Regions from separate parts of the Homo sapiens genome. Here all the other regions are linked to region 7. Evidence: chromatin loops called from intact Hi-C (ENCODE). Cell type or tissue: Caco-2. All regions are shown on one strand. Region 1 overlaps HAO2 (hydroxyacid oxidase 2). Region 2 has its middle 41 kb from the start of LINC01780. Region 3 has its middle 27 kb from the start of ZNF697. Region 4 has its middle 13 kb from the start of LINC00622. Region 5 overlaps LOC124904390 (a long non-coding RNA gene). Region 6 has its middle 42 kb from the start of HSD3B1. Region 7 holds the start of LOC124904388 (a long non-coding RNA gene).

What was found. Peaks named below come from ENCODE experiments on the same cell type or tissue, not always from the same donor. Only the 100,000 strongest peaks of a DNase experiment are listed, where the experiment ranks them.
Region 1: it touches region 7 in a loop (16-fold over the local background); 6 of 110 quality-filtered maps call a loop at or near these places.
Region 2: it touches region 7 in a loop (23-fold over the local background); 5 of 110 quality-filtered maps call a loop at or near these places.
Region 3: a loop joins it to region 7, with 6 times the contacts of the local background. A loop is called at or near these places in 8 of 110 quality-filtered maps.
Region 4: a loop joins it to region 7, with 13 times the contacts of the local background. A loop is called at or near these places in 5 of 110 quality-filtered maps.
Region 5: a loop joins it to region 7, with 6 times the contacts of the local background. A loop is called at or near these places in 8 of 110 quality-filtered maps.
Region 6: it touches region 7 in a loop (4-fold over the local background); 8 of 110 quality-filtered maps call a loop at or near these places.

What each region holds. Positions count from the first base shown.
Region 1 is chr1:119,370,601-119,374,600 of GRCh38, reverse strand. All of the region lies in intron 1 of HAO2 (hydroxyacid oxidase 2), which reads right to left. Among named protein-coding and RNA genes, the nearest start is that of HAO2-IT1, 3.7 kb to the right of the region's middle. In Caco-2, a CTCF peak has its summit at 1,916; a DNase peak (open chromatin) is centred at 1,890.
Region 2 is chr1:119,284,763-119,288,762 of GRCh38, reverse strand. No RefSeq gene overlaps it. Among named protein-coding and RNA genes, the nearest start is that of LINC01780, 41 kb to the left of the region's middle. In Caco-2, CTCF peaks have their summits at 1,773 and 1,974 (motif pointing left); a DNase peak (open chromatin) is centred at 1,952.
Region 3 is chr1:119,673,262-119,677,261 of GRCh38, reverse strand. No RefSeq gene overlaps it. Among named protein-coding and RNA genes, the nearest start is that of ZNF697, 27 kb to the right of the region's middle. RefSeq lists an enhancer at 1,135-1,636. In Caco-2, a CTCF peak has its summit at 1,560 (motif pointing right); DNase peaks (open chromatin) are centred at 1,501 and 1,771; H3K4me3 peaks cover 273 bases.
Region 4 is chr1:119,610,264-119,614,263 of GRCh38, reverse strand. No RefSeq gene overlaps it. Among named protein-coding and RNA genes, the nearest start is that of LINC00622, 13 kb to the right of the region's middle. In Caco-2, CTCF peaks have their summits at 342 (motif pointing left) and 2,486 (motif pointing left); DNase peaks (open chromatin) are centred at 313 and 2,443.
Region 5 is chr1:119,661,770-119,665,769 of GRCh38, reverse strand. The region is part of intron 1 of LOC124904390 (a long non-coding RNA gene); the gene reads right to left. Among named protein-coding and RNA genes, the nearest start is that of ZNF697, 16 kb to the right of the region's middle. RefSeq lists an enhancer at 3,273-3,322. In Caco-2, CTCF peaks have their summits at 2,171 and 2,428; no DNase peak of the experiment used is centred here.
Region 6 is chr1:119,547,437-119,551,436 of GRCh38, reverse strand. No RefSeq gene overlaps it. Among named protein-coding and RNA genes, the nearest start is that of HSD3B1, 42 kb to the right of the region's middle. RefSeq lists an enhancer at 1,457-1,751. In Caco-2, no CTCF peak of the experiment used is centred here; a DNase peak (open chromatin) is centred at 1,606.
Region 7 is chr1:119,473,587-119,477,586 of GRCh38, reverse strand. It overlaps LOC124904388 (a long non-coding RNA gene), which reads left to right and starts at 1,062. Exons shown (of 2, transcript XR_007066503.1): 1 at 1,062-1,630; 2 at 2,661-3,126. It also overlaps the pseudogene HSD3BP1. In Caco-2, a CTCF peak has its summit at 1,578; a DNase peak (open chromatin) is centred at 1,556.

The DNA of each region.
Region 1 (4,000 bases), 100 kb after region 7:
ACTTTAAGGTACACTTGCTTGGTGCTATAGGATGGTGTCCTTCCAGAACCTCTGGCCTAGTTCTTTAGGAACTTATGCCAAGTTTCCCAATGGAATGTCAGATAATATCAAGGCTACATTTTACGGGCCTAGTTTGAGAGATTAGACTGTTCAAAGTTGGCTGAAAATGCTGTAATCAGTCTTCCCCTCAAGGATAGTGGATACAAAGGGTATAGCCATCACCATGGCATTGTCAACAACAGCACTGTCAGGGGAGAGGCTGAAGCTAGAGGAGACCCTGAGAATGAAAGAGGTGATGGGAGAGGAGAAGGGTCCCAGAGCTGATGGAGACTAGGAGAGCCATGTGCAGATGGCAGTGTTGGGTTCAGGGAAGACATGAATCAATGGCACTGGAAAATGCTCCTGTGACTGAGGCAGATGAGCCCCCAGCATGGGGAAGAGAGGGCAGGGGGAAGAATTTGGATGCCCAGGAACAGCAGGTCAGCCCTCAGAGTAAAAAGGGAACTGAGTGTTTCTAACATTGCAGTGATCTGAGGAATCAAGGATGGCATTTGTATGGGAGTGAGGGGAAAAGAAGCCAGTCCAGTTCAGATCTGGCAAGGATTAATTCCTGGTGCCTGTCAGCCCAGAATCAGCTCTGGCTTCTTCCCTGAGCTCTCACACATTGTGAATCAAGGATGCAGGAGCCTTCTGAACCATAATGGCCCTTTTTTTGTTTGTTTTATTCTGATTTATATAATAATCTCTCCTTTTTAGGCTGCCACTCCTCAACCACTCTCATTAGCCTTTTTTTGTTTCTACTAATGAAAATTCCCTTCTCAACCTGTAAGCATGTTCTACCATGAGGAGTATGATGCTTGAGTTCTTCAGAGTGGCTTCTTTAGTCATGATAGGGAGTGACTCATATCTTTGCTTTACTCTAGGAGCTTTGTGTGTCACGGATTGAAAGAGTTTTTGAGATTTGCCGTGGTGGGGCATGTTTATGTTAAGGACATGCTCACTCTGAAGTTATTGTGACCTAATTAGGCAATTACCTACCATTGTCCTGCCTCCCACACATCCTGCCTATTGAGGATTGGAAGACTATGAGAATAACTTGCTTGATGGAGCCAAGAAGGACCCTAGAGAGACAGAGAGATGTGCACAAGTTTGGCAGCACAGCTAATAAATGAACTCAGGTCTTCTGTCTCTGCATTTAGGGTTCTTTCTGAAATACGATATGACTCTTGAAATTGCTTCTGGATAGCCTGGCAATATAACTTAGAATTAGCTTCTCCTTACATGAGAATTAGCTTCTCAGCACAGACCCAAGATTTCTAGAGACTCAACTCATCTACACTAGATTTTATCATTCCACCTTCACCTCTACTCCTTCTGACCCTGCTTAGCCATGCCAGTAAAAGGAGCTCCACTTGAAGTTGGAATACGGAATAAACTTTTGCTTCATCCAGTCAGTGGAGTGGTGTGTGTGGCAGCCTGAGAGGCAGGCTGCTTCAAGAGAGATAGCTACTAACACTTATTTGAACAGTGGCAGGCTACATGTCTTCGCTCCAAGTCTCAGTTTCCTCATTTGAGAAAATATACATTTTTGTGTATTTCAGCTTAATCCATGATAGATTTGAAGCCACCTGAAATTAAAAGCTGAGCTGAGGTCCTTCAAGTACTCATATTCTGTGCTTTCTTTGCCCATAAACACAGGGAGCTGTTTAGATGAGGTCATATGAACATTCTAGTTCAGCATTTACTTCATGGCAATAAAGTATAGAACAGGGAACCAGCACAATATTTAGACATATTTGCCAACAACAAACAGCTGGGTGCTCAAGCCTGCCTTTGCTCCTCCTCCCCAGCCTGGAGGTCTTTCTTTTCAAGAACTTTTCTGGTCCCGTGGCACCACCTTATGGTTTCAGTGGATAACTACTTGACCAGTCTTGTCACTATTCCCTTTTACAAGAGGTACGGCCTGTCACACCAGCTGTTTTTCCTGTTCTCAGACCAGGTAATTGAAATCCGTTTTACTACACAGATGTGCCTCTTCCTCCTTTCTCGATTTCTCCAAACTATTGAGTGCCTTTCTCAGGGAAATCTTTCTCACGCCTTCTTCTCTTTTCCTAATCTCTCCCATCTCATTTCCTTTTTCATTTGCAAACCAAAAATAATTGTGCTATGTAGTCCCTTATGTCAAGAAGAACAAAGTGAAACAATTTTGAAGTCGCATTAGACCTAGCAAAGAACTTCAAAAACCTTTGAAAATACCCTCAAAGGCATCTTAACATTTCTTACTTACATTTCCACTGAATTATCTCTTCCTCTAATTAAGCCTACTTTTCTTCATCAGTTGCATATACAAGAAATTTTTAAAAATGATTTATTACACAGTTTTCTTAGTTTTCAGTTTTGGTTAATGACCAGCAATACAATAACATTGCTTTACAGTAATTTGCATTGCAAATATGCCAGATCTTCTGCTATTTTGTGTATCAAGTGGGTATTTTCAGTCACCTGGGAATCCAACCGCTATTTTAATAGCATTCTTTTGTGGGAAAATCTGTTCTGAGTTTCAAACAAATGCCCTCCAAGTAGAGTTTTGGAACCCAGCCATATTGTAAACTGTGTGCTGTCCATAGAGCGTTGAACATAGTTTAGGGCATACTGGGAGACATTGATCCAAATGTTTATATAGTGTTTTGAAAGATAAGGACTTTCTTATTCTTTCAAACAGTGGAATAATTTGATTATGCAAAGAGCCCTGGAGGCAGCATGATGGTTCCTTAATATGAATAATAATAACGACAATAATATTGCAACCATTTTTCAAGTACTCCATGATGTACCATGCACTGTGTAAATTGCTTTACATGCATGACTGTTTTAATCCTTGTGGAAATGTTCAACACAAATATTATCATCCCCATTTCACGGGTGAGAAACCTGAAGTTCAAGAGGTTAAAATACTTTGTTCAATATTACATATCTAGTAATGTGTCACGATTCCAGTGGCCTGGCTCTTAAGCACTATAGAAAGAAGAAAATGGGCACAGCCAAGTGTGGTTTATGGAATGACAGAGTTGGCACGGACCTTAGAGGATTAAAATGTCATGGACATATGCAACTTTGCTTTCTTCCCTCAAAAAATCATAACTCAATCAGAAAGTTAAAAAAAATCTTAATTATTCAGCCAATCACTAAAAAATAACTTCTTATGTTTAAATCTGTCTTAACAGTCTACAGAGCACTCTTCTATACGTTATTCCATTTGGTGCTTACAACAATCCAGTGGGCAATCAGAGAGTGTATGTATGAGCCCCATGTTATAGATAAAAACATTAAAGCTCGGATAATTCACGTGAGTATCCAAGCTAATGCAACAGAAATGGCAAAGCCTGACCTGGAATCCTTCTGACTTGTTTCCAATGTCTTTGAGCCAGTATGGAGTGTTACTGGTATGGGGGAGACATTTAAGTCTCTGTTCTGAATGGTCAGAGAGTTGCATAAAATGAGCTTGGTCAATTCCCACAAAATCCAGGCCATTGGGAAAGGAGTTCTATGTGACACTGTGAGATCACTGCACCTGCCTCTTCATCTGCTCAACAAGGATAGAATGTGCAAAACAGACATCAGAATTCACACAAAGCTCCAAAACAGGCTCTGACGTCTACTCTGTCCACTAGTGACTTCAGGTCTTGCAGGTGTACCTATATCTCACAGTGGCAATCACTGGGTTGTAGCAGGAGAGAGAGGAGAAAAGGCAGAGCAGTTGGGGATGGAAGAGCCCAGCTATGGAGTGCAGTTTTTTCTCTCTTTGCCTTCCTCCTGGCTTCTCTGTCTACGGCAACTACCCAGACTGTGTTTCTGAAGGCCATTGCTTTCCACCGATCAACTGTGCCCAAGGAACTAATGACTGAGGGAGTCAGTGGAGTAGAGAAGACAGACTATATTATAAGCTTTGGCACTTGGCAAACATAGGCTGAAATCTCAGCTCTACTACTGGCTCACCACG
Region 2 (4,000 bases), 190 kb after region 7:
ATACTTTATTTATTTATTTTTTTAAGAGACAGGGTCTATCTCTGTCACCCAGGCTAGAGTGCCATGGCATGATTATAGCTCACTGTAACCTCAAACTCCTGGAATCAAGGGATTCTCCTGCCTCAGCTTCCCAAATAGCTGGGACTAGAGGTGCACACCACTGCACCTGGCTAATTTTTAAATTTTTTGTAGAGACAGGGTCTCATTATGTTGCCAGTCTGGTCTTGAACTTTTGGACTCAAGGGATCTTCCTGCCTCAGCCTCCCAAAGTGCTGTGATTACAGGTGTGAGTCACTGTGCCTGGGCTTTTAAAAAATATATTTCTTTTGAAAAATGTTTATTTTTGTAGAGATAGAGTCTATGTTGCTCAGGCTGGACTCAAACTCTTGGCCTCAAGTGATCTTCCCACCTCTGTCTCACAAAGTGCTGGGATTACAGGGTAAGCCACCATCTCTGGACATGATAATACTCCCTTAATGGCTTCTAGCTGTTCATGAAATAAAGATTAAACTGCTTAGCTTGACCTTCAATGTCCCCTAACCGTGCCCCTGTCTAACTTCATTTCTCACCACTTCTACCCTCATCTTCATCCTCAGGGTATCTTGGCACTGCTTTAGTTTCTCTACCTTAGGATCTTTGTACATGCTGTTCCGTCTGGAATGCTTTCCTCCATCTGACCCTGTCCACCTCCTCTTTGCCTAATAACTAACTTCTTTTCCTTTACATCTCAGCTGAAATGGTCCTTCCTCCAGGAAGGCCTTCCCTGAACATTCCATGCCCAACTTGATCAGCCCCCCATTACATTCCTTCATAGATGCCTACACTTTTACTTCCTAGAACTTGCTGCCATTTATAAATATATACTCATATGATTTTATTGATTAATGTCTATTTTTTCTCTACTAGAATGCATGTTGCCTAAAGTCAAGAACTATGTCTGTTTTGCTCACTATTTTCTTCCCAGGGCTTATTATGGTGCCAATTGCTCAATATATATTTGTTGGTAGAATAAAAGGAAAGATGGGTGGATGACAGATAAATGCAAAGGAGAAATATGTGACCTTTCCTATCCTGGCCTGATTTGCCTTTCCCAGCTCCATTTCCCATACTCTCTGCCTTGATTTTTCAAGGTTCCTCTATGTCTCTTGCATTCCAGTCACCTAAAGCTACTAAACTATTATTAAGATGACACTGTGTTTACTGCCTCTGCTGCTGTTTAGCAAGACAAAAATGCCTTGATATGTTATATCAGTTGTTGCTATGAAGATGATTCTAGTGTCACAATAAAAACAGAATTATAGTCTGTTTAAGGGAACAACCAATAAATAAGGAAGAGATTTTGGTTTAGAAAACCGAAGACACCCAGGAGCAATGGTGGCTGTTTGAATGCTTGAAGGACTGTTATTAAGATGACTAGACTAATTCCCTACAATATAGAGATTAGACCCAGAAACAAAAAGTGGAAGATACAGGGAAACAAATTTTGGCTTGATAGAAAGCAAGAATTGTGTGATAAACATATGTGGCAGAAAAGGAAATGGGTTGCTTCGAGTGCTGGTGACTCCATATACCTAGAGGTGCTTCAGCTGAGGTTAGATGGTCACTTTGAGATAGTTGGATTTGCTCATCTCCAGGTCTGCTTACACACATTCTGCCTGTGGAGTGATGTTTCTATTAAACCAGCATCTGAACCGGACACTACAAGAAATCTAGAGATGGCGGTAGGACCCAATCAGTAACTTAAATACTGAGGCCTTTTACTTCAAAATTTTACAAAGGGCTTAGATAAAATTGAGAAGTAATCTCTGGGCAGGCGGAAACCAATATAGACTCATGACATTACAGAATGCTCTCTCCTTTTTTTTTCCTTTTTAACCTATCAAGGAACCCAGTTCTCATGCGAAGGTTACACATGCTTCCAGACAACTCAGCACGCATCTTTTTCAAAGATTTTGGCTCCACCTAGTGGTTTGACTAGGTGTTTTGCACACCGTGGGTTCAGGGGTGGGGCTGTAGTGGAGGGTCGGGGGACCTCCTGTTGCTGGAATAGGTTTCCATACTCCTTGACTGGATCCTTCTCCCCAGTCTTGCTCTGTTGATTAAGAACTAGTTGACTGGAGTTGGTGATAGTACCACTCCACTTTGCACCTCTAAGAGGTTTGTCCTCCAGGTCCGTATTAACCCACATGGTATTAGCAAGGAAAAAACTTTAGAGGTCATTTTTTCTACTTACTGCTCCTCAAACTATGCCTTATGGAGACCAAAGTGTTCCAGAGAGGTGTTTTGGGAGTCATTGCAGGGTGTGAAGTAAGAAAGGCTGAGCTGTAGGCCAGGCGCGGTGTCTCAGGCCTGCAATCCAAGTGCTTTGGGAGGCCGAGGCGGGTGGATCACTTGAGGTCAGGAGTTCAAGACCAGCCTGGCCAACATGGTGAAACCTCCATCTCTACTAAAAATACAAAAAATAGCCAGGTGCAGTGGCATGCACCTGTAGTCCCAGCTACTCAGGAGGCTGAGGCAGAAGAATCGCTTGAATCTGGGAGACAGAGATTGCTTTGAGCCAAGATCACACTGCACTGCAGCCTGGGAGACAGAGCCAGACTCCATCTTAAAAAAAAAAAAAGCTGAGCTGTCAGGGATGGTAACATGGTTACCATGTTTTTCTGCTCCACTTCAGAATAAATTGAACTAAAATCTTTTCCATCTTGATAACATTTTTATTAGAGTAAACAGTTTAAGAAATGTTGAGCCAGGTGTGTCCAATATGCCTGTGTATGGTTTTATTCCTCAATAATAGAGGGTATTCTTAGAATATAATCATGTAAGATATAAAGGGATAATAGGAAAAAGGAAGTAAGTGTTCTAGGTCAGTACTCTATAGTTGCTTTACTGTTGATGTTATAGGACCAACAGTTTCATATGCCCCCTGTGCAGTAACAGATTAAATACGCTGAGACAGCAGGATTTGCAGTAGAAAAAGAGTTTAACGATCTCAGGGCACTGCACAAGGAGGTGGAAGGAGACTCTGAAATCCATCTCCATGAGGAGTCCTTGGCTAGGGTTTTAAGGGGATTATGGAGGGTGAGGGGCTGGAAACTTGAGGCTGTTGATTGGTTGGGGCAAGCAGGGATGAAAACATTAGGATGTGGAAACTGCCTTGTTTGGTGAGTCAGCTCCTCTTGGGATCCTTCAGACCAGCTGAGTCAGTAGTTTCATCAGTACACAGAAACTGAAGGAATATCTCAACTGGAAAATGTAATGTTTCATAATATTCAAGTCATTATCTATAGAACAGTTCAGGAGAACTATAATCTAGGGTCTACCTGATTCTAGCACAGTAGGCACCAAACAACTGTAAGGAAGCAGGTCCGAGAGCAGGCTTCCCTCATGAGTAATGCGGAATGTGCTGCAAGCTTGTTTATTTTTGTTTATCTCCCTCCCTTCTTCCCTGATTAATTTTATAAAGTTTATAGGGAAGATTTCAGTGATTGAACACCAATAATGTAATGCTTTTATATTTAATAATAAACTATTAACAATTATCTTTGGGTTTTGGTCTCACTACTCAGGAGGCTCCTAATCCAAGTACATTTAGCCAAATGTCACCCAGATTTCCTATGCTAGTGTCCAAATCAGCACCTCAACTTGTCATTAATCACAGGCAAAGAAGTCTATAGAAGGTGATGACAATTATTACAATGAATGGTGTAGTGAAAATGTGTATTTCAGTTATTTATTTATTTATTTATTGTATGTTAACTGTGAATTGTAACTGAAAGAAGGTATGGAGCACAAAATTCCTGCCCAGTGAGGAGAATTTCATGATAATTCTTTGACTACATAAGAAATAAGCAGATTTCATGGTTCTCTGGGGAGACTAAGAACACATAGTTTGAGGAGAACACACAGAAGCACTTTCTCATAATCAACATAACTCCTTGGAAGATTTTATTTCTGCACTATGATCATATGAGATTAGATATTAGATACATCTTAAAAGTCA
Region 3 (4,000 bases), 200 kb before region 7:
AAATCTTCTTTTTTTAATTTTTTAATTTTTTTATTCTTGAGACAGAGTCTCATTCTATCACTTACACTGGAGTGCAGTGCCAAGAATATGGCTCATTGAAGCCCCAACCTTCTGGGTTAAGCAATCCTCTCACTTCAGCCTCCCAAGTAGCTGGGACCGCAGACCCACGCCACTACACTCAGCTAATTTTTTAAATTTTGTAGAGACGGGGTCTTGCTATGTTGCTCAGGCTGGTCTCCAAGTCCTGGGCTCAAGTGATCCTCCTACTTTGGCCTCCCAAGGTGCTGGGATTACAGGCATTAGCCACTACACTCAGTCCAGAGAGCCTCTTTGATGGGTTACTAATTGTTGGCCATAAACACAAGTGCTTTTTGGCCCATGGAGTGTTTCAAAAGTAATTGGAGCCAATATTGGCTCCAAACTAAGGGATTTCACAAGATAATAAAGATTTCTATTTCTTTTGAAAAGACTGAAAACATTGCAACACTGGCCTCTAGTGCCCACTTGGGACCACTCAGTGACAGCAGTCCCCCTTAGAAGGTGATGAGTTTGCAGACTATCCTGGGGCCCACTCTTAGGAGACTAGGGATTGTGTTATTGGGGAATTGAGAGGAGCAGAGCTGAAAGACAGGAAAGAGGCCGGGCGCAGTGGCTCACGCCTGTAATCCCAGCACTCTGGGAGGCCGAGGCGGGCGGATCACAAGGTCAGGAGATCAAGACCATCCTAGCTAACACAGTGAAACCCCGTCTCTACTAAAAATATAAAAAATTAGCCGGGCGTGGTGGCGGGCGCCTGTAGTCCCAGCTACTCGGGAGGCTGAGGCAGGAGAATGGTGTGAACTCGGGAGGTGGAGCTTGCAGTGAGCCGAGATCGCATCACTGCACTGCAGCCTGAGTGACAGAGCGAGACCCCGTCTCAAAAAAAAAAAAAAAAAGAAAGGCAGGAAAGAATCGCTGAGATTTTTTAAAGCAGAAAAAAAGGGGTAAAGAGGAAGTACGTAAGTTTACTTTGGGGTCTGGCCAGTGTACTTTCTGTTTTACCCAGGGAAGTGTCAAATTACATATTAGAGCCTTTGTGTACCTCATGGCACCTCATTTGGGCAGAGGGCCGAGTCCACTCCTAGCAGAAATTCAGTAGGCTCCAGGAAAATTCTACTGGGCTCCCTGTGTGTCCTTGGGGAGCCTGTTGGGAATCTCCAACGCTCTTTGGCCTGGAGTTAGTTTTATTTCTCAGTCCGGCATTGCACTCACCCTTCACAATCAGGACAGCTTATTCCTGCTTTTCAGCTCCTTCTTCCCAATGCCAATTCATACCTGACTTCAATATTCACTCCCAGCTTCTAATGGACCAATGTTTACTACTTCAACAAACAGACTCTGGTTACCTATAATGTGTCAACTGCACAAAGTGCTGGGGCATTGAAGACAAGACATGATCCTGCCGGACAGAGGCATAGTGTGACTAAAATGTTTGTGGGGAAGGCTGACCATCTGATTGGGTGATGGAAATCTGTCCACCAGATGGCGCTCAAGAGATTCCAGTGTAACAAAACAACTAGAGAAAAATTAAAAAGGGAAATTTGCCCCGTGGAAGAATAAATAGCACTATGACTTCTATTTCACGTGTACTTTTATGTTCTATTAAGCACCTAACAGTTACATTCTCCAAACCCCTGGATTCTGGGTATCATGTTCAGACAGGGAGGAACACAAGCTTCCACACCCGGCCTCCCTCCCCTTCGACCACCCGTAATCTCCGAAGACAGAGCACCGCCCCGTGAGACTAGGAAAGAACTGGCTATTGGTGAGATGTGCTCTCGGGAGGAAATTCCTCCATTTGAATGAAGGGCTGATTCTTACCTGAGTTCCCTCCCAACTGGGTGTCCTTGGGAAGGGAGGTCTCTCCTGTCCTAGATTCTGTGGCACTGCTCTCTCCCTATCTGCTCATCTTCTGTGTAATTTGATTAGAAATATTTATTTTTTTATGTGCAAGCTCTTCCAACTGTTTATAGCTTTTCACATTTTTTTCTGAATATAATAAGCTCGTTACAAGAAATGCGAATAGATTAAAAATTTAGAAAAAGTATAATTCCTCTATAATTCAACTCTTGGAGATATCCACTGTTGAAAGTTTGGTGTATATTCATCTAGAACAGGGTTTCTTAATCTCAGACCTGTTGGTATTTGCGGCCAGCAAATTCTTTGGAAAGCTGCCCTGTGGATTGTAGAATGATAAGCAGCAACCCTGGCCTCTGCCCACTAGAGGCCAGTAGTAGCCTCACCACCACCACCACCACCGCCTAGTTGTGACAACCAATAATGCATCCAGACATTGCCAAATGGTTTCATATTACACATACGTTCGGGCAACTGGCTTTTCAACTTACATTTTTGTTGTTGTTGTTGTATCTTAACAATAGATTTTGGTCATCTTTCCATTTCAGAACATCTGGACCGATTACATCCTTCAGTCTATTGTATCATGATTTATTTAACCTGGTATCTTCTATGGATGATCATTTGGATCATTTTTAATTTTCTTACTTTTACAAATGTAGCTTGGTGAAAAAAAATATTTAAAACCCAAACTGTCTGTAGCCACTTGTAAGGGAAGAAGAAAGGCATATTTCATAGCAGAGGGAAAACAAGTATCCATATTGCTTCCTTTTACTTGTAAATCTTGGTGGGTAAAAGAGAAAAGGAAGTCTGAAATGTGGAAACCTCCACCCATTTTCTGTACTGTTAAAGCTTGAGGCCAAATTAATGGTCCCTCCAGTAGTCTAGATGTTATCAAAGCTTTAGACATGCAAAGAAGGTCCAGGAATGGAGAGGGTTAGAAAGCAGAATTGTTCTGCATACCGAGAGACAAAGTAGCAAACAAACGGAAGGAGCGGTGTTTGCCTGTTTCTGCTTGCCAGGGTAATTTTACAAAGCCCCTGATTGTGAGGCCTGCAGCTCTCCAGAAAGATACTTTGACAAAACAGGATAGAGCACATCCCCCATGCCTCTTGTCTGAGTCACTATATTTCTTAAAAGTTAATTGACCCTAGCTAGCCCTTGCCTTTTCTTACACACGATAACATCTCATGGGCTTAGTCACTATGCTTCTACTACCTATAACCAAATGTGCTTTAGTAAACTGTAATCAAATGTACTCTTGCACCCAAACATAGATGTGATTTTGCATATACTTAACCTCCACCACCTACCTACCAATGGGCTGAAACACTGCTTTAGAGGAGTCCGACAGACCTCTCTGAAAGACTCCTCCTGGGCTATGGGCCTCAGTCTATAGTCCTCAGTAAGGACTGTGAATAAAACTTATTTTAATTCTTTAAAAGCTTGATTTTATTCCCCTTGGGTATTTTGACTGTCTCTAAATAGTCCATGGGAAAGCAAATCCTGAAAACACAGAACTGATAAAATGTCAGGAAATGCTTGAGGTGGAGAGAGAAGGTCAAGTGACAAGCAGGATACCAGAGCCCATGGAGAAATGTGGCCAGTGAGAAATTCTTCATGGGAAAGAGGACAAGAGGACAAAGGGCCTTTATGTATGAGAAAGTCTAATATTAATTTTTGAATGAGTCAGTTTGTGTGGTTGTAAAAAATCCACATTCAGATGGCTTGGGAGGTGTTTTTGTTGTTCTGCTTTGTCTTGTTTTATCTTGAAAAGATAGGTAAGGAAAGGGTATTGAATTTCACATGTACATTGGTTCAAGTCAAAAAGACAAGACAGGCTAAAAGAGGTGAGATGCAAGTGGGCTTGAGACAGAACCAGAGCTCTGAGCAAGATAGAAAGAACTGTGAGAAAATAAAACTGCCATAACTCACAGAAATCACAGGGAGGGCAATGTACATCTGACAGGGTTAGGATTCCCAGGTGAACTTCATTTAAATCTCAAGGCATAGGGTGACTGTTGGCTACTGACTCACGCAAATGGCACCGCTATGACATCCTTCCTGAACGTACACCTTTAAGTTTTTGTACAACTTTTTTTTA
Region 4 (4,000 bases), 140 kb before region 7:
TATGCACAAAGCATGGAGGCTGTAAAAAGAGATGCTTTGGATGGTGAATAAGGAGCTGGGAAGGATGCACTGGCAGGAGAGCTTGGCACCCTCTAAGCCGAAGGAACGCAGTGCACTGGCCTGGGTAGATGTAAAAGCATGCTGCATGCAGGAAGCGCTGAGTTTGGAAAGTTGTTGAGGCACAAAGTAGGAGAATCTGGGGATAGGGCAGGGATTGATGAGAATTAGTCTGGAGTGTCAGGCAGGGCTCAGGTCTTCAGAGGCCCTCTGTTATGCTAAGGCTCACAGGCTCACCCTGACAGTCCTGGGGCTCCCCCTCGTGGTTGGTTTTAAGAAAGGGCGTGACATGGTGAGACTAGTTTGGAGAGAACTCTGGCAACACTGCTGAGGATAGGTTTCATGGGTGACTCTCCAAGACAAGGAGGCCTGTTGGGGGTACGAGTAGGAATGATGTTACCAGGGAGGAAGATGACACATTCAAGAGGTGTTGTGGAGGTAAAGTTGGTAGCGCTGAATGATAGGTGGGCGGAGTGGGGGGCTGCCATCCAGGTTTCTGGCTTGAGAAAGTGTGTGCTTGGGAATTCTGTGCCAATACCCAGTCCTGTCTAAACTAGCGGCCATTCTATCTCAGGCCTGCCGCAGTTGCCCCTGTATTCTGTTTTGTTACCAACCCATAAATCAGGCCTTCGTTTCTTACCTAGATTCTTCAAGTATCCTCTTCATCTCTTTCAGTCCATCCTACAACGTGCTGCCAAGGTAATCTTCCAGGGACAGCTGAACAATTCCCATTGCAGAGTGAATGATGTCCCAGCTTTTAGCATCACCATCAATATTCATAGCTAGAGGAGACATTCTTTTCCCATAGATTCCAATTTTTGAGAGAACATGAGGCATGTTGTATGTGTGGAGTAATTGAATGTCAAGTTGTCTTTTTTTTTTTTTTTTTTTTTTTTTTTGAGACAGAGTCTCACTCTGTTACCCAGGCTGGAGTACAATAGTGCAGTCTTGGCTCACTGAAACCTCAGCCTCCTGGATTCAAGCAATTCTCCTGCCTCAGACTCCCAAGTAGCTGGGATTACAGGCGCCAACACCTTGCCTGGCTAATTTTTTGTATTTTTAGTAGAGACGGGCTTTCGCCATGTTGGCCAGGCTGGTCTCGAACCCCTGACCTCAGGTGATCCATCTGCCTCAGCCTCCCAAGGTGCTGGGATTACAGGCGTGAACCACTGTGCCCAGCCCAAGTCGTCTTTAATGGGGACACAGAACTCCTACTCTGAGGTCAGTGAAGGAAGCAGGCAGGTCGTCTCCAGGGGTGGCCCCGGGTGATCCTGTGTGTGCCCATCATGTCTTTCCAGGTGTATCTTCCATTTCTGCCTTGGCGTGGTGCTCTCTGGTCTGGTCTCATTGTTCCCTAAAAGTGACCCCTTTCCCACCTGGGTCTTTGCAGACTCCATTGTCTCCACCTGGAATACTTTCCCTCACATTCCTGTCTGTTGAAATCCTACCCATCTTCTGATATTTAGCCCAAATGCAAGGACTCCATGAATCCCCTATGGGAATGGATCTCCCGGAAGCATTTTCCTTTCTTATGGCACTCTTCACATTTACTGTGCACTGCACCTAACACGTCTCCTATTTTATCTCCCGCACTGGACCACTAGACTGGGAGCAGAAGTGGAAAATCGGAGGCCTTAATCCTGGGGCCAGGCTGTGAGTGTGTTTTCTTAGTTTGCATATTTGTTCCCCACCAAATTTAATTTATTAAAAAATTATAACCTATGTTAAACATACAGGAAAGCTGAGAGTATGATATAATAATGTATATTTGGGACTTATCGCCAAGAATGAATAGATTTGCTGCTGACACCTCGCCACCCACTTTTTAAGATATAAATTATTGCACATACAGTTGGAACACTAGCCCACACATCCCTCTCCTGGAGCAGATCTTCACACTGCTTTTTCAAATTTAGAGTTAGTCACTAATATTTAGAAATCACGGGATTTCACATCATAATGGTCACTTTCCTGCCGGTTCTCACCAGTCCATCACAGGCTCTGGCCCATCCTGGCCCTTGGAACCTGCCTGTCTAGTCTGTGGCTTAGTCTGGCACCCGAGCTCTCTCATCTGCCCTCTGTACATGCTTTCCAGAAGGCGAGGGGCCTCCTCATGCCCCTCCATCCTCCTCTGCACCACTGCTCGGTCTGTGCCCACTGCCTGGACTGAGGAATTCAAGGCCTCATTCAAGCCCCACTGGCTCCTGTGGCTTTTCCCAGTGACTTCGGCTCAGCTCCATTCTCAGTACTCATATACACCTAGCCCTTAAGCCGGTGGTTGAGCATTTGCCTGTGCTTTTATTCAATCCTTTGTCAGGTACCCTGCAGAGCCACCCAGGTGGAGAAAAAGGACCCAAAAATCCCGGCCAGGTCAGGCTTCCTTGTTCTTCCCTCTTAGCCTTTGCTGCCCCCGTGTGGTGCACCACGTGAGGTGCAGCGGGGCTTGGTGCAGGAGCTTTACCTGCTTGGCACTCTCAGGTGTAAGAAGGGATGGCAAATTTTGTTGGCCACAACACTGCGAGGCGTTTGTGCTTGTTCAGTTGAGACTGTTGACTCATCCGGCCCCCTCGTCTCTTTCTTTGAACTCCCCTCGCTGCCCGTCGGAGATCTGTCATTTTCCTTCATTTCCCTGTGAAAATTGCCCTGGTGGTTTCCTAAGTGTAGGGTTTCACTAGGCTGAAAAACCAGGGGAAGGGCTCTTGTCCCTGATTCCACCACCCTCCGTTGATTCCCGTGGTACTTGGCATTAACATATGGATCGTGCGCACGCCTTACAAGAGCTGGAGAGATGCTGGCTCTTGCATTTTGTGCGGTGGCTGGGGAAGGAGGGGTGTTGCATTTTTCACCTTACCCCACTGCCTGGAGCCACTCGCCCCTGATGCTAGTGCTGATCATCTGTTCCTTGGGGTTTTGAAGGTGGTGGAAACCTGTTCATCTGGGCCAGAATGTGGTTCCCTTTTCTCTTCAGAATGAACACTGAAACTAACTCCATTGTGGTAATCAAATTCAACTGATTAATGATCTGTAAATTTCCTGTGTAAGAAAGAAGTCATTTTGATGTTGGATGTGACTCTCATCATGGCTGTGATACACAAAGGTCCAGAGGGAGACAGCTTCCATCTCCACACTCTGGACCCATAGCAACCTCCTCACCTGCTTCAGTTCAACTCTGTCCCTGACGCCCCTGACAGTGTTTCTTTTGAGTGTGTTTTCATTGATTGGTTAATGACTGTGTCATCACTGAAGTCCCCAAACTTGTCTTGATTGGCCTCCTCTCTTCAGGGAAATTGAGAAGAATGAGAGAACCAGTGATTAAAGAGGAGATGGAGGGAAGAAAGAGCCTAAGGATATGGAAGAATAAAGGAAGAAAGTATGTGATTTAAAGAAGAGGAGAAAGGAGAGAGAGAGGCAGTTAAATCTGGGGATGTGGGATAATAGACTTCTAATTTTGGGCTGAGTAGAAGGTATATTTTGGGAGAAGTTCACACTTGTTTTCTTTACTTGCCCAGGAACCCATGGTGTGGCTCATTGTGTGATTTGAAAGGGTGAAATGCAGGGTTATGTATGATCAGAATGGCCAACACACATATAGCCAGGAGTGTTCTAGAGACCTTCTAGGAAATTGGCACCGAAGCTGGTAGAGGCTGAATGCGTTTTTGTTTCTTTCAGCCCTGCTCGGGGCCATTAGGAAAGGCGTGCAATCTCTTTCAGATGCCCCTCAGGGATTCTCCTGGGTTCTAGAGAATCCCCTGCGTGCGACTGGGCAAGAAAGAGGTAACCCAAAAAAGCTGGGGCCCTCCAAAGTATCAGCACCCCATGCTCCAGTGTTCTGCTGTACCACTGACAAGACCAGTTCAGGCTGTGTGATTCCGTGGAAAGATAAGGACTTTCAAGGTCAACTGCCTTTTAGAAGGCCTAGCCATTAATCAGTTAGTGTGACTGT
Region 5 (4,000 bases), 190 kb before region 7:
TCTTTAGATAGCTCAGTAGACCTCTGAACCTCAATTACAGACAAGGCTCTAGTCCTTTCTAACCAGCAAATACATCACCTGAGCCTCTTGTATCCAGGACTTTACCAGTTTTGGAACTCAAAGTCCCACGAGCCCCTCAGTCCCAAGCAAATCAGGATGATTGGTCACCCTACTAATCTGGTTTCTGGGTCCCAGAATGGGCCCCACCAGAGACAGCTGGACATCTACTTCATTTTTCCCAAATCTCCATGGCAGTTAGGAGGCTTATGTGCCCAGAGCACACACAGGACCTTCAGGAACAGTGTTGCTCATGTCCACATGCAAGTCTATTGGTAAGGCCTGGACAAGCAAATTAAGAAACTGAGAATTAGAAAAAAAAAAAAAAATGAACTTGGACCCACAATCAGTTGAAGATTCTAACCTAAATGTGGCAAACCTAATTCTTCCTGGTCAACATATTTAGCCAACACATCTAACATTTCTAGCCAGTTCTTGTCTTCTGGCTTTCCAGTTAGGTCCTTACATAAAGACAAGGCTCACAGGGAAGTCAGCCCTATGATAAGGATTATCAGAGATCAGCAACAGAGGGAGGCAACTGGACACTGAATATCCTGGAGATCCATCAAGGAGAGAGCCCAATTCTTTAGAATGGGTGTCAACCAAGGAGAGAAAATTCTCATTCTAATGGGCTGCAGAGTGAAGTAAATAAGAGATTGATCCAGTAAAATTGCATTCAAGTTGGAAATTTGTTTTGTCATTAAAGCAGAAGAATAATGAAATACTAGCTAGCCCGTTGTTCTTAGATAACACTCTGTGAGTAGTGTTGATCTTAATGGTCCTTAAACATGTTCAGGTGAAAAATAGGCTGAGGTGAAAGTGCTCTTCACCAAAAATAAAACAAAATAAAAATTTGATAAAATACTGCTATGTTAAATGTTCACTAAAAGAATATATTAGTGCTCACACTAGATTTAGTATAAGTAAATGGTAAACAATTATAGATAGAACTGAGAAAATTTTCCCATTAACTTTTTTTTCCCTGGAGAAATGCCATTATTTGATTCAAATTCAGTTAAAAAAATTATGGTTTACAGAATAAGTAGAGGCTGAGTTTGAGAACTACTGCTTTAAGGAACAAGACTCCTTAGGAGTTGTACTTGGGTTTGCTTCAGATCTGTCTGTTTTCTTAAGCTAATAGAATACTTCCTACTACAGTCTTGGTGCTCTTAATTTACCTTACAAATTCTATTATTTATACAGTTCAAGGAGGAATCAGATGGCCAATTTATTGAGGTTTCACTCTGTGGAACAAAAGCTAGTTTCCCCTTCCTCAACATGGTCGGGCTTACTTCTTATTCTCATGCTTCTAGTATTCGCAGGCGATGACAGAGGGCTCCTGGGTGACTGTGTATACTTGCTGCAATGCAGAGCCCAGGGATGTGGTCCCACAGCCAACAAGCCTCATTCAGCAACTAAGGAGGTGATTTATTGGCGGGGGGAGAGGGGATGAAGAAGAGCCAGTTGCAAATGAGTGTCCTGTGACTCTAAAGGACGATGTTGTTGGTAAAGAGCCATGAAGGTCATCCTGTTGGCTAGCTTGGCTTACCAGCTGGAGGGCTGCTGTGCCTAGAGCTTAGCAAGCTCAGTTACAACTCTTTTGCAGTGGGAGAGGCTTCAGTGAGAAAGGCTGATGATATCTTACTGTATTTCAGCGTGATATGGTGTTGACAACAGGTCCTACATAAAATTGTGGGGCCTGGCAAAGCATCCCACTATTGGCCCTGGTAAGCCTTCTCCACTGTGTCCCACCTCCAACACCTAGCCTGCTCTCTCTAAATTGCTTTGACTTATGAAGTGCAGACTTGGCCCAATTTGTAACTACTTCTTTTTCAATTTCCTCAGGAGCAAAATTATCTCACAATGCAGTTGTTGACCAAATGAGGTAACACAACCAGGCATGGTGGCTCATGCCTATAATCCTAACACTTTGGGAGGCCAAGATGGAAGGATGCTTGAGGTCAGGAGTTGGAGACCAGCCTGGGCAACACAGCGAGACTTCGTCTCTACTAAAAATAAAAATTTATCTAGGCATAGTGGTGCACACCTGTAGTCCCAGCTACTCAGGAGGCTGAGGCAGGAGGATCAATTGAGCCCAGGAGTTCAAGGCTGCAGTGAGCCATGATCATGCCATTGCACTTCATCCTGGAGGACAGAATGAGACCCTGTCTCCAAAAAAAAAAAAAAAAAAAAAAAAAAAAAAGAGAGAGAGAGAGAGAGAGGTAGCATGAGAGGCTTGGAAAGAGTAAGTTAACTCTTTCCAACTGCTCACAAGTTAAATTCATCTTGGTTAATCCTAGTTGGAGTAGTGAAACAGAATTCAACTGTGTTTCGTAAACCTCCATGAGGGGGCTCCCTTTCATTCCAAATTCAGTGTGTGGAGTTCAGTGCTTTTTTCTTATAGCCTTAAGTGAAGGGATGGAACAGAGCACGTTGCCTCATATCCCCTCAGCCCAGAAATTGGACATGGTTCTCACTTAAGATTATGACTAGCAAAGGTCCTTTTTCTGTATGCCTTTAGCAAATAATCCTCTTAAGAACCTCAAAAACTCTGTCAGTTTTGAAATCCATTTTTATGGGGCAATATTATGGCCGCACCACAGACAAACAAGTGATAATACATGCATAAGTCTCAACTACAACAGAGTGTGGGAATGGAGATAGAAGCCACTTCATGAGGGGACAAAAGAAATTGTCAAAGGTTGGAATGCTTATGGAAAATCTATTTTGTGCTAGGTGTTTTATAGATGTTTAATTTAATCTTCTGTAACAGAGATTGGTAAACTGTGGCCCAAAGATCAAATTCAGCTAGCTGACTTTTTGTAAATAAAGTCTTATTGGAACACAGGCTTGCTAATTTTTGTTGACGTATTGTCAATGTGCTTTCACCATACAATGGCAGAGACTGCATGGTCCATAGACTAAAATCTTTACAATCTGGCTCATTACAGAAAAGGTTTGCTGATCCCTGCTCTATAGCTGTGTGAGATGGGAAGTATTTACATTTTAGGGATGAATAAACTGAAACTCAGAGAAATTAAGTAGCCCAAAGTCACACTGCTAATAAATGGCAGAGCTAGAATTTGACTCAGGCTGACCTTATTTCCAAAGCTCTCACTCTTTCTGCTATTGTTGCACACAAACCTCCCCAGTTTATTAAGTGCCTATGTAGGCCTGGTGTTTTACGTTGAATCTTATTTATTTTAATGAATTCAAACTGCTGTGCATTGTTTTCAAGGATCTGCACAATCCAATTTCAGCTTGACTTTCCTGCCCCATCTCCTACTCCTCCCCTAGTGGGCCTAGCTAAAGTCAACCTGGTGCTGTTGCTGTTCCCAAACACACCTTTCACTTCCTCTCTCTGTGATTCATTTCATGATTCCACTACCCAAAAATAAACAGCTCTCTCAGTTTTCAGAACCGGCCTTCTTCCAGGAATCCTACCTTGACCACCCGCTGAGAAGTGCTCTCTCTCCCTCTTCTGACATGAAGAGCAGTTATTCTTCCTGGTGGTTTAGTGCTGATCATATGCTGCCTTCGATTATCTTTTTACAGGCATGTCTTATCTTCCAAAGGAGGCTGTAAATTTCCTGAGTGTGAGGACTGTGCACACTCCTCTCCACACCCTGGTAGAGTGTGTCATCTGCATTGGTGTTGTATAATGGTAGGTCAATTTGATGAATGAACACTCTTCCATTGAAATAAACCTGGCTTGCCCTTCCACACAACTCAACATGTAACCGAAAGCACAAGACCAGCACCTGGATGTGGGGTATAATGCGTGATGAAATGAAGAAAAATGCAGGAAAAAGTGTAAGGAAATAAGCATCTCACCTCTATTTTTAACTCTTTAACCTGCAGGGTAAAAAAAAAAAATGTAGCATTAGCTTTCCTTTCAGCCATGTGAGCTAACAGTGCCTTTCCTAGGACAGCAAAGTGATTT
Region 6 (4,000 bases), 74 kb before region 7:
ACAGGTGTTTTGCCTGCTGCTGAAAGAAGTTCTCATAATCAAGACTGCCTGCATATTTTACAGGGATCAGTGCAAAATGAAATGTGGGGTCCCATGGCAGCCCCTTAAGCCAAGCACAGGGCCTGGGTGATGGCACAGGCCATGTGCCCATGGAACTGCTCTGCTCAGGGCTACACCAGGGATTTGACAGACTCCAGCTGATGCAGGAAGGAGTTAGGTCTGGGCTCATGAGAAGGGTATTCCTACCTCAGTGGCCAGGGTTCATGCTAGGATGACAATAGTCCCACAGCCCACCTCATGCCCACACCTCTGTCACCAGTATCTGTTTAGGAAGAATGGCTGACTTTGCTAGTGCTGGTTCTTCCATTTCTTGAGGAAAGAGTCCGCTGTTCAATAGGGAGCTTCAGGTTTCCAGAACAGATTACTGACTGTTTTGGAGTCTGCAACTGACCCCAGTGCCCCCTGCTTTTGGGGACAGAGTGGCCAAGCCACTTTCTTCTGTTCATCTAGCCTTCCCCCTTCACTTCCTCATAATGAACCTATTTCATGCCTCAGATCACCGACTCCATTCCCTGCTCATTAGACTTGGGTGGCATCTTGGTCCATGATTAAAAAAAAAAAAAAAAAAAGGAAAAAAAATCCCTCCAAATTGCCACCAGAGTCTCTTGATGTCTCAAGAAGAACATGTAGCCAGAGATGTTGAGTGATCCTCACTTGAGTTGCCTAAGAGTGTGAGATTCTCTTCTGAATTTAATTTTTAAAACAAATTTTCTTTTTCTTATAGTATAAAAATGCTCTGGGCCTTGTGCCATTTCAGGTTTTGGATTTAATTCCCAGTCCCTTTATAACCTTGGCAGCTGGGCTTCACTTTCATCAGCCTTTCCATTTCCCTGCTTGTAGGCCTCTCACAACCCCACTCACTCTTCATATCACACAAATGAGTTCATTCTCAGCTCCATACACTCCGTGCGCCTTCTCTTTCTCCTGGATCTCTTTATGATGATCTAGCTTCTTCAGGTTCATGGACACCTTGAAAAGTCATCTGTGAATTCTTTCTTACTTTGTCATTCAAAGCATTCTGCTCCCTGACTGTCTATCCCTTCCTCTCTCCATTCTAACAGATGAGTTTACTTGTGTTTCATCCTTCCATCCATCCATCCCTCCATCAGCCCATGTGTCTATTTTGTGTCAGTCACTGGGGACAGAGAGATGACATGGTGAGTTACTGTCCTCAAGACACGGCAGTGTAGGGGTGCGGAACAGGATATATAAATGAAAAATCAGTGAGAGTGCAACTCGATATGCACAAGACACAGAGGCTGTAAAATGAGACATATTGGATAGTAAATAAGGAGCTGGGAAGGATGTGCTGGCAGGAGAGCTGGGCACCCTTTAAGCGGAAGGAACACCATGCACCGGCCTGGGTGGATATAAAAGCATGCTGCATGCAGGAAGCGCTGAGTTTGGAAAATTGTTGAGGCACAAAGTAGGAGAATCTGGGGACAGGGCAGGGATTGGTGAGAATTAGTCTGGAGTGTCAGGCAGGGCCCAGGGCTTCAGAGGCCCTCTATGTTCTGCTAAGGCTCTCAGGCTCGTCCTGACAGTCCTGGGGCTCCCCCTATTGGTTGGTTTTAAGGAAGGGAGTGACATGGTGAGACTAGTTTGGAGAGAACTCTGGCAACACTGCTGAGGATAGGTTTCATGGGTGATTCTCCAAGACAAGGAGGCCTGTTGGGGGTACGAGTAGGAATGATGTTACCAGGGAGGAAGACGACATATTCAAGAGGTGTTGTGGAGGTAAAGTTCGTAGCACTGAATGATAGGTGGGCGGAGTGGGGGGCTGCCATCCAGGTTTCTGGCTTGAGAAAGTGTGTGCTTGGGAATTCTGTGCCCACACCCAGTCCTGTCTAAACTAGCGGCCATTCTGTCTCAGGCCTGCCGCAGTTGCCCCTGTAGTCTGTTTTGTTACCAACACATAAATCAGGCCTTCATTTCTTACCTAAATTCTTCAAGTATCCTCTTCATCTCTTTCAGTCCATCCTACAACATGCTGCCAAGGTAATCTTCCAGGGACAGCTGAACAATGCCCATTGCAGAGTGAATGATGTCCCAGCTTTTAGCATCACCATCAATATTCATTGCTAAAGGAGACATTCGTTTCCTGTAGAGTCCAATTTTTGAGAGAAGATGAGCCATGTTATATGTGAAGTAATTGAATGTCAAGTCTTCTTTAAGGGGGTGTGGGGCACAGAATTCCTACTCTGAGGGCAATGAAGGAAGCAGGCACGGTGTCTCCAGGGATGACCCCAGGTGATCCTGCCTGTGCCCATCATTTTTTTCAGGTGTATCTTCCATGTCTCCCCTGGCCTTGGGCTTTCTGGTCTGGTCTCATTGCTGCTTAAAATGGACCCCTTTCTCACCTGGGTCTTTGCAGACTGCATTGCCTCTGCCTGGAATAATTTCACTCACATTCCTGTCTGTTGAAATCCTACCCATCTTTTGATATCCAGCCAAAATGCAAGGACCCCATGAGTCCCCTGTGGGAATGGATCCTTCAGAAGCATTTTCCTTTCTATGGCACTCTGCATATTTACTATGCACAGCACCTAACATGTCTTGTATTTTATCTCCCCCACTGGACCACTAGATTGGGAGCAGAAATGGAAAATCAGAGCTCTTAATCCTGGGTCCAGCCTGTGAATGTGTTTTGTTAGTTTGCATGTTTTTTCCCCACCAAATTTAATTTATTAAAAAATTATAACCTATGTTAAATATACAGAAAAGGTGACAATACGATATAATAATGTATATTTGGGACTTTTCACCAAGAATGAACAGATTTGCTGCTGACATCTCACCACCTACTTTTTAAGAAATAAAATATTACACATACATTTTGAATACTAGCCCACGCATTCCTCTCTTGGAGCAGGTCTTTGAGCTGTTTTTTAAAATTTAGAGTTAGTTGCTAATATTTAGAAATCAAGAGATTTCACATAAAAGTTGGCCTCTGGCTACTTTCCTGCCAGTTCTCAGCAGGCCATCACGGGTTCCCAGCCCCATCCTGGCCCTCAGAGCCTGGCTCTCAGGTGGTGGAAACTTTTGTCAAGTACCTGAGCTCCTCATCTGCCCTCCATACATGCTTCCCAGCAGACGGGAGGCCTCCTTATGCCCCTCGTCTTCCTCTGCACCACTGCCCATGCTGTGCCCCCTGTCTGGACCCAGGAATTCAAGGCCTCATTTAAGTCCCGCTGGTTCCTGTGGCTTTTCCCAGTGACCAGCTCAGCTCCATTGTCTGTATTCATATACACCTAGCCCTTAAGCCGGTGGCTGAGAACTTACCTGTGTTTTCATTCATTCCCTTGCCAGGTACCCTGCAGAGCCACCTAGATGGAGGAAAGGGACCCAAAAATCCCCACTGGGTCAGGCTTCCTTGCTCTTCCCTCCGAGACTTGCTGCCTCCGTGTGGTGCATGGCGTGAGGTTCAGCGAGGCTTGCTTGGTGCAGGAGCTCTGCCTGCCTGGCACCCACAGTTGTAAGAAGGGATGGCACATTTTGTTGGCCACAACACTCCGAGGCCTTTGTGCTTGTCCAGTTGAGACTGCTGGCCCATCCAATTTCTTCCTCTCTTTCTGTGATCACCCCTCACTGCCCATTGGAGGTATAATCTTTCCCATCACTTCTCTGTGAACATTGCCCTCATTGGTCAATAGGAGTGGGGTTTCACTAGGCTGAAAAACCAGGGGGAAAGGCTCTTGTCCCAGATTCCACCACCCTCCTATCCTTCCCATGCTATTTGTCATAAACATATGGATGGTGGGCATGCCTTACAAGAGCTGGAGAGGTGCTGGCTCTTGCATTTTGTTCAGTGGATGGGGCAAGAGGGGTGTTCCATTTTTCACTTTACCCCACTGCCTAGGGCCATTCCACCCTGATGCTGGTGCTGATCACCTGTCCCTTGGTGCTTTGAGGTTAATCATCTGTAAATTTTCTGTGTAAG
Region 7 (4,000 bases):
TGTCTAAACTAGTGGCCATTCTGCCTCAGGCCTACCTCGGTTGCCCCTGTCTTCCATTTTGTTACCAACATATAAATCAGGCCTTCATTTCTTACCTAGATTCTTGAAGTATCCTCAGCATCTCTTTCAGTCCATCCTACGAAATACTGCCATCATAATCTTCCAGGGACAGCTGAACAATTCCCATTGCATAGTGAATGATGTCCCATCTTTTAGTATCACCATCAATATTTACAGCTAGAGGAGACATTCTTTTTCCTTGGAGTCCAATTTTTGAGAGAAGATGAGGCATATTATATGTGAAGTAATTGAATGTCAAGTGGTCTTTAAGAGGGGTCACAGAATTCCTACTCTGAAGGCAACTGAAGGAAGGAGGCAGGGTGTCTCCAGGGGTGATCATGAGTGATCATGGTCTGTGCCCATCATTTTTTTCCAGGTGCATCTTCCACTTCTCCCCTGGCCTTGTGCTCTCTGGTCTGGTTTCATTGTTGCCTAAAAGTGACCCCTTTTCCCACCTGGGTCTTTGCAGACTGCATTGCCTCTGCCTGGAATACTTTCACTCACATTCCTGTCTGTTGAAATCCTACCCATCTTTTGATATCCAGTCCAAATGCAAGAACCCCATGAATGCCCAGGGGAATGGATCCTCCAGAAGCACTATCCTCTCTTATGACACCGCACATTTACTGTGCACAGCATCTAACATGTCTCGTATTTTATCTCCCCCACTGGACCGCTAGACCAGGAGCAGAAGTGGAAAATCGGAGGCCTTAAGCCTGGGGTCAACCTTTGAATGTGTTTTGTTAATTTGCATATTTTTCCCTCACAGAATTTAATTTTTTTAAAAAATCATGACCTGTGTTAAACATACAGAAAAACTGAGAATATTATATAATAATGTATATTTGGGACTTATCACCAAGAATGAACAGATTTGCTGCTGACACCTCGCCACCCACTTTTTAAGATACAAAATGTTACACATACAGTTTGAACACTAGCCCACATATCCCTCCCCTGGAGCTGGTCTTCACACTGCTTTTTCAAATTTAGGGTTAGTCACTAATATTTAGAAATGAAAAGATTTCACATAAGAGTTGGACTTTGGCCACTTTTCTGCAAGATCTCTCTAGGCCACTGTGGGCTCCCCACTCCATCCCTGGCCTGGGAGCCTGCCTGTCGGGTCCATGGCTGAGTCTTGCACCTGAGCTCCTCATCTGCCCTCTGTACACGTTTCCCAGAAGGCGGGTGGGCATCCTCATGTCCCTCATCCTCCTCTTCACCACTGCCCAAACTGTGCCCCCTGCCTTGGAACCAGGAATCCAAGGCCTCCTTCAAGCCCCACTGGCTCCTGTGGCTTTTCCCAGTGACTTCAGCTCAGCTCCATTCTCTGTACTCACATATACCTAAACCCTTAAGCTGGTGGCTGAGCACTTGCCTGTGTTTTCATTCATTCCTTTGCCAGGTACCCTGCAGAGCCACCCCGGTGGAGAAAAGACACCTAAAAGTCCGTGCTGGGTCAGGTTTCCTTCCTTGTTCTTCCCTCTGAGACTTTGCTGCCGCTGTGTGGTGAGTCTCGTGAGGTGCAGCAGAGTTTGGTGCAGGAGCTCCGCCAGCCTCACACCCTCAGGTATAAGAAGTGATGGCACATTTTGTTGGCCACAACACAACAAGGCCTTATTGCTTGTTCAGTTGAGAATCCTGGCCCATCCGATTCCCTCGTCTCTTTCTTTAAGCAACCCTTGCTGCCCGTTGAAAATATGTCCTTTTCTTTACCTTCCCTGTGAAAAGTGCCCTGGTGGTTTTATAGGCGTGGGGTTTCGCAAGGCTGAAAAACCAGGGGGAAGGGCTCTTTCCTCAGATTCCACCACTCTCCTTTTCTTCCCATTCTATTTGACATTAACATACGGATGGTGTGCATGCCTTTCAAGAGCTGGACAGATGCTGGCTCTTGCATTTTGTGCAGTGGCCGGGGAAGGATGGGTGTTCCATTTTCCACGTTACCCCACTGCCTGGGGCCACACCCCCTGATGCTAGTGCTGATCATCTGTCCCTTGTGGTTTTGACGATGGTGGAAACCTGTTCATCTGGGCCAGAATATGGTTTCCTTTACTCTACAGGATGAACACTGAAACTAATTCCTTTGTGGTAATCAAATTCAACTGATTAATGATCTGTAAATTTCCTCTGTAAGAAAGAAGTCATCTTGATGTTGTGTATTACTCTAATCATGCTGTGATACATCCAGGTCCAGAGGAGATAGCTTCCCCTCCCCACACTGTTGACCCACAGCAACCTCCTCACCTGCTTCCGCTCAATTCTGTCCCTGATGCCCCTGACAGTGTTTCTTTTGACTGTGTTTTTGTTGGTTGCTTAATAACTATGTCATCATTGAAGTCCCCAAACTTATATTGATTGGCCTCATCTCTTCATGGAAATTGAGACAAATGAGAGGACCAGTGATTAAAGGGGAGATAGAGAGAAGAAAGTGGCTAAGGAGATGGAAGAATGAAGGAAGAACAGATGTAATTTAAAATGAAAAAGAGAAAGGAGAGAGAGACCATTAAATCTGGGGATATGGGATAGTAGACTTCTACTTTGAGGCTGAATAGAAGGTATATTTTGGGGAAAGTTCACACTTGTTTTCTTTACTTGCCCAGGAACCCATGATGTGGCTTCATTGGGTGATTGGAAGGGTGAAATGCAGGGTTATGAATAACCAGAATGATCAACACACATATAGCCAGGTGTGTTCTACAGACCTTCAAGGAAATTGGCACTGAAGGTGGAGGCTGGATGCATTTTTGCTTCTCTCTGCCCTGCTCAGGGCCATTTGCTAAGGCATGCAAACCCTTCCAGATACTCCTCGAGGATTCTCCTGGATTCTAGAGAGTCCCCTGCAAGGGACTGGGCAAGAAGGAGGTAATCCAAGGTAGCCGGGGCTCTCCCATAAATCGGCACCCCATGCTTCAGTGCTCTGCTGTACCACGGACAAGACCAGTTCAGGCTGTGTAATTGGGTGGAAAGATAAGGACTTTCAAGGCCAACTCCCTCATAGCAGGCCTAGTCACTAATCAGTGTGACTGTGCACAAGTTTCCTTGCTAATAAAATGGAAATTGTCACTCTACCTCATAGATTTCTGATGAGTATTAAATGAGATAATATATGTCATATGTAGGTTATGTTGTACATGTGTGAAACATAGTAGAGCTTATTCATTCAGTCTTCATCCGCCCTCCCTGACCCTCCCACTACTCTGCCCACCTCCTAACCCCTGTTTCAGCCTACTCTTCTAAATGAGAGATGGTGATACCTGGAAATGTAAAAGAAAGGAGAAAAGTATGTATTAACAGTAACCACACTTTTCTCCACTTTAAGCATTAAATCATTTATTACTCTTTTCATTGAACTCTGTGAAGAAATAGGAGATTTAAAAGAAAAGAAATCCCTTCTCATTTAAGAGGGGAAATGGAGCTATAGTAGTCGAAAGAGACCCTCAAGTTAAAAGAGATCCCAAATTGTTCAGAATCAGGCCACGAGATTTGGTAACAGCAAATCACCTTGTGTGTCCTCTGGCATGTGATTAGGACAGAAAGCTTTTGGTTAGGCCACTGACTGCACAGGTTTTGATGGCACAGGAAGATAATAAGTTGGCTATTGTGTGAAAGGGAGGCAACAGGATCTGGGCTTGTGCCCTTGTCACCTTCTGTATGAAGCCAGGAGGATGGAGCTTGATGACATCGCCTAACAATACCCACATGCACATCTCTGTCATCCTTAAATCACTGAGTCTTGGACTTTAGGGTCTCCTTGTTCCAGTCCACAAGGGAACCAACCCACTCCATGGTTTTCTGCTGGGCTTCCTCCCAGCTGTAAATTGGCTTATACGCCAGATCTCGCTGAGCCTTCTTGTAAGAGAAGGTGACCATGCTGTTGGACAATGTCACTGTGTGGCAGTTGAAGGGAGGTCAATAGGTATAAATTGACCTGAGCAGGAAG